2 separate regions of the Homo sapiens genome follow, and region 1 is linked to region 2. A link is an interaction called in ENCODE POLR2A ChIA-PET data of the cell type or tissue named here. Cell type or tissue: B cell. All regions are shown on one strand. Each heading gives the region's core, and the rest is flanking DNA. Links, peaks and the distances in the headings are about the cores only.

Evidence for each region. ChIA-PET counts read pairs that join two places held together with the same protein. Peaks named below come from ENCODE experiments on the same cell type or tissue, not always from the same donor. Only the 100,000 strongest peaks of a DNase experiment are listed, where the experiment ranks them.
Region 1: POLR2A ChIA-PET joins it to region 2 with 5 read pairs; 22 of 35 experiments call an interaction of 5 or more read pairs at or near these places.

What each region holds. Positions count from the first base shown.
Region 1 is chr14:31,425,680-31,428,600 of GRCh38, reverse strand. The region is part of intron 2 of HEATR5A-DT (HEATR5A divergent transcript); the gene reads right to left. Among named protein-coding and RNA genes, the nearest start is that of HEATR5A-DT, 6.4 kb to the right of the region's middle. In B cell, for the core only: no CTCF peak of the experiment used is centred there; no DNase peak of the experiment used is centred there.
Region 2 is chr14:31,197,598-31,200,518 of GRCh38, reverse strand. The region is part of intron 2 of HECTD1 (HECT domain E3 ubiquitin protein ligase 1); the gene reads left to right. Among named protein-coding and RNA genes, the nearest start is that of HECTD1, 8.7 kb to the left of the region's middle. In B cell, for the core only: no CTCF peak of the experiment used is centred there; no DNase peak of the experiment used is centred there; H3K27ac peaks cover 605 bases.

The DNA.
Region 1 (2,921 bases), core at 288-2,787, 230 kb before region 2:
AGGCAGTAAAACAACTACAAATATTGAAAAGATAAAAGAGCTCCTAATCTCATGATTCAAATACAATTATTTCCTTTTTATTTAATCTCTTATAATTGTTGTTCATAACCATACACATATTTTAATATAGTTCAATTAGAATAAAGGAATTTAATATTTTGCTTTTTAAAAACTTAATATTTTATCATATATTTAAGAAAATGTCTTTCTTGATTTTGGTCTCAGACAATATAAGGGAAAGGAAGCAAACAACAGGAGAAAATGTGTAAGTCAATAAAATATTATTAAGATAAGCAAGTATGGTTTATAAGTGGATTTGTGCTCTGGTCTGTGAATGCTTGTAGGCTGGCAAATTGAATTCAAGAGTATATAATTCTATTCCATATTATTAACATTTTTCTTTTTCTTCCAGATCTACGACTCTGGCTCCACTGATTACCTTAACCATATTACATGGGTAATTCAATTTCTAGCTATTGTTCATACTGGTCAGTTGAATGTTTGCATCTAGATAGGGTTTTTGCCTTTAAGTTTGTAGCTAAACAAGAAGTTTGATATATGACTAATTTTTATTAGAATTTTCTTCAAGAATCATATGTCCCAAAGAAGATAATAATAGATCTATATACATAAACATAGTAACTGATAATTTCTATAGGTATTTTTATAATAGGTATATAGTTTTTCCTTATATATAAAATAATTCCACAAGAATATTATTTATCAACTATGTAGAGCCAGCTTGCTGGATAAGTTCAATTTCTTGAATTAGACAAATAATCTTTTTTTTTTTTTTTTTTTGAGACCGAGTCTCGTTCTGTCACCCAGGCTGGAGTGCAGTGGCGTGATCTCGGCTCACTGCAACCTCTGCCTCCCAGCTTCAAGCAATTCTCCTGCCTCAGCCTCCCGAGTAGCTGGGACTATAAGTGCACACCACCATGCCCTGCTAATTTTTGTATTTTTAGTAGAGACGGGGTTTCACCATGTTGGCCAGGCTGGTCTTGAACTCCTGAGCTCGTGATCCACCCACCTCGGCCTCCCAAAGTGTTGGGATTACAGGCATGAGCCACCACGCCCGGCCGACAAATAATCTTAAATTATGAATCTTATTACAAATTATTTGGGTCTTAATGTTGTCTTGTGTGATTACTATTCTAACATTTAACTTTGAAGTGGATGATCATCCTTCATTAGTTTTCATATCAAATATATATCCAACTGGTGAATAGGATTTCTGTGGGGGTCCTTATATGCTACTCCTAAAGGATGAAGCATCCATGAATAAAAGCACTAACTTACTTTCTTCAGTTACCTGTCAGCATGTAAAACAGTTGACTTTCCTAAAGAGCTTGTGGCAGAAGTTGAGGGTTTGTATAATAGTTAATTAACATGGCCCTCCTCCTCAGTCCTAGCTCTGGCTTGAGCTATCCCATTCTCTGAGTTTTGGCTCATTTTTAGAACTCAGCTGGAAGGTCATTAACTTTTGCTTCTTCACCTTGATAGATTAACTTTGTGATTAATTTGGCTTATGATAGTGTTTCCTGTGGTTCCCATCAGGGACTTTCTGGCAGGCAAACATGGATGAGCAGACCAAGGACTTTGTTTTAATTCCGTTTAGCCCGACTTTTATTGATTCCCCACAAACACCACCTTCCCACTTCTTAAAGTCTGCTACAGATTCCATTATGCAGAACCTGCTGTCCCTGGCCACTGCAGGTGTGTTGCTGCCTGATCCTCCCCCTCTCCACTGGAACCTTCCTGTCCTGGTGCTCACCCCTTCAGGGTCACATCCTTCCTGCCTTTCAAGGTGAAAACTATATTAAAGCAGTAGCCAGAGGCAATCTCCAGGGTCTTCTCTCCCACTCCAGGTTACAGCATCTTAACACTGACTTCCTGAAGTCTCTTTCCCTTTTTTATGAAAACCAGAAGAATGATTTTCATAAAATCAGAGGATAAATAAGACAAACAACAACAACAAAAAGATAAAATCAGAGGATAACCCCTAAGAGACCCCCTAATATAACATGTTCATTTTCCATAGGAGAAAAGCACCGTTCAAAGAGGTTAAGTGGCTTTCTTATAAAATATTACAGCAAGTTTGGAACAAAACCATAAAGCTTATACACACATATAAAGCACTGTATTTCTTCATCTGATCAGAGAATGAGGATTTGGGAGGGGCCTTAGGAGTCCTTGTTAGGTATGAACACAATTGCAGTCATTTCTAGTGTCAAGCGTTACCAAATACATAGTTGCAGATCTACCTTTGTTCAGTATTCCTGCTTAGAAGCACCAGCTCTGAGTTTAACAGTTTCTTTCTAGGTTAAATGGCTTGCTCTTACTTGCCATGATAGGTCAAGATCTGCTACTCTGTTTTTAAGCACTTCTTGAACTGAATATTTATAGTGGTAGTTTGCTACTGGGGGAAATCCTATCCATTGCCAAAAGTTCTCATTAGAAATTTAGTGCTAAAAGCTGTCACAGATTACAGCAAGCTCAGCAGTATATTGACAAATAATGCTTCATAGACTACAAAGTGGAAAGCTGTATCACAAAGGGCCAGCAGATCTTTTGTTAGAGTAGGGTATTGGTGTCATCTCAGGCTTCAGATCACATTGAAATCAACAGAGTGGAAGCTGTGCCTACCCATGAATTTTGTGACATGAGTTTGCCACATGTGAAGCCTAGTCTCCTCAGTGGTTCCATCAACATTGAGCAACCTGGCATGACTGGAGTAGATCACTAATAACAAACTTCCAAAGCTGCATTTTCCAAAGTCTGATCCCAGAAACATTCATTCTAAAACTTATTAATATGCATTCCTTTTTTAAAAAAAAAGGATATTATATTCCAAATAAGTTTGTGAAACATTGCATCAAATGCAGCCCACTAATATACATAACGACTCTCTAAGAAATGGC
Region 2 (2,921 bases), core at 244-2,743:
TGTGACCTTTTTTTTTTTTTTTTTTTTTTAAATTAGATGGAGACAAGGTCTCACTAGGTTCCCCAGGCTGATCTAGAACTCCTGAGCTTAAGTGATCCTCCCGCCTTGGCCTTCCAGAGTGCTGGGATTACAGGCGTGAGCCACCGTGCCTGGCCAAGAAAGGGGAAGTGGTTTTTCCTAGAGCTAGGAAGGATGAGTAAGGAGAGATAGGAAGTGGGAACAAAACAAACAAATGCTTGTAGACTTGATAGGAGGCTATGATCCAGAGAGATAGAGGGTTTTGTGATAAAAGTAGAAAGTTGAATATATTTGAGAGAGATTTGGAAGGCAAGATAGTCAGGATTTGTCGAATGATTAAATATGAGAGAGGGAGAAGGAAGTGTCGTGGATGACTCAGGTTACAATGGATGATGATGCCACTCACTGAGAGAGAACACTGGAAAGAGGACCATGTTTGAGAGATTGAGATCATGAGTTTGGGTTTGGATATGTTGAGTATGAGGTACTTTTGAGACATCTCAGTGGAGATATTAAGTAAGCAGTTGTATAAATGGAAATTGGAGGTGAAGCCTGGATTAGAGAAAAATTTTAGAGTCAAGCACCTGTGGAGGTTAATTGTGGCCATGGGATGTGATTGAGATCTAGGGCAGTGATGCTTAAACTCTATGGTCTCAGGACTTCCTTAAGCTCTTAAAAATTATTGTGGATCCTGAAGAACTTTTGTTTATGTTAGTATGCTTACTGCTATTTGCCATATTCAGAATGAAACTGGGAAGTTGTTTTTTTTTTTTTTTTTTTTTTTTTGAGATGGAGTCTTGCTCTGTCACCCAGGCTGGAGTGCAGTGGCACAATCTTGGCTCACTGCAACCTCTGCCTCCTGGGTTCAAGTGATTCTCCAGCATCAGCCTCCCTAGTAGCTGGGATTACAGGTGTGCGCCACCGTGTCCAGCTAATTTTTGTAGTTTTAGTAGAGACGGAGTTTCACCATGTTGGCCAGGCTGATCTTGAACTCCTGACCTCAGGTCAGAACCCAGGAGGCGGAGCTTGCAGTGAGCCGAGATCGCCCCACTGCACTCCAGCCTGGGCGACAGAGCAAGACTCTGTCTCAAAAAAAAAAAAAAAAATTATAATAATAAACCCCTTACATGTTAAAATTTTTTTGTGAAAAATAACTTTTTTAAAAGAAAACATTTTGGGAGAATAGAGGCATTAATTTACATTTTTGCAAATCTCCTTAAAGTCTGCCTTAATGGAAGATAGCTGGATTCTCATATCTGCTTCTGCATTCAGTTTGTTGCATTATGTTATTTTGATTGAAATATATGAAAAAATCATCCACAGATGTATTTGGGAAAGGGAAGAAGAATATTATATTTTTTAACGTAATCATGGATATGCTTCTTTGATAACATGTCAAAATTCAACAAGTGATAGTTTCTTAAGGATTAGTTATAATGTGGATTCTGTTTTTTTTTTTTTTTTTTTCTTCGAGGCAGATTCTCGCACCCAGGTTGGAGTGTAGTGGTGCGATCTTGGCTCACTGCAACCTCCACCTCCTAGATTCAAGCAGTTCTCCCGCCTTAGCCTCCTGAGTAGCTGGGACTACAGGCGCAGACAACCACACTGGAATAATTTTTTTTATTTTTAGTATTTTATGTTGGTCAGGCTGGCCTCGAACTCCTTACCTCAAGTGATGCACCTGCCTTGGCCTCCCAAAGTACTGGATTACAGGCATGAGCCACTGCACCCTACCAGGATTAGTTATAATGTGGATTCTGATATCATATCAGTGAACTTATACTCACTCTGTTACATTAAAATCTGATGGTCTGTCTTATACTTTGAGTGACTGTTTTACCCATGTTTACTTTTGCAAAAATTATGCATTGGTCATGTGGAAAATATCAGTCCACTGAGTTACACAGATTTTCCAAATGTGGACATATCTCATTCCACAGTGCCAAAAAGTCTTATTTGTCAATATGACTACCACTCTCATCAGACAAGTTTTTAAATATTCAGAAGCTTTCAAGCTCATGGTGTCAAATACAAGTTTTCCAAAAATGTCATTTTTGCTTGTAAAGTTGAGTGTTATGATTGGCAACAAATACAGTTGATCGTTTTCCTTGAAATGAAAGGCATACGTGATTAAATTTTGAAAAAATGTTTGCCAGATAGCCAAGTCTGAATGATCAGTTTGTCTGATAGTCCTTCAAGTAAAAATGGTGTTGCAAGAAAAAAGTGGCTAGTTCAGTCCTCAAGTATGTACTTTGCCATTATTCTTCCGTATGCAGTGCTTTATAATTAATTCCCATTTCCTTTAAGTAGAATATTGAAAAGATGTATCTTCAGGGGTTGAGATTTAGTAAATTTAATAATTTTGCTTCATCTAGTTTATTCTTTAGTGAAACTGGCTTTTTTCTTAATACCAGTGCTTGGCAGTGAAGAATACAGTTATCTAGTACAGGTTAGGGCTACTGCCTTGATTCATGTTAAAGCACCTGCAGTTTTATCCACTATTGCTTTTGCATCATTAGTGCGCATGTCAACACAGGAAAGAAAGTGATTCAAGAAGAGAAAGGGCAATTGTTTTGAATACTAGTGAGAGGTCAAGTAGGGGTTAGATGAAAAGATGTCCTTTAGATTTAGCAACATTCTCAAGGTCATTGATCTTAATGAGAGCTGAGTGGAGTGGTGGTGAGGGGCAGATCTGAATGGGTTGAGGAGTGAGTGGAACATGAAATGGAGGACATGTGGAAACTTTTTTGAAGAATTGAATTGGAAAAGGAGTGTGGGGTTTTTTCTTTTAAAGGTCAAAGAGATAAGAAAGAGAGTGAATAATCCCTAGGGTAAGGATTCTGAAAAACTGGGAGAGAATTGGCTTTTGTATAGAAGCAGTGCTTCTTAAATTTTAATGTGCA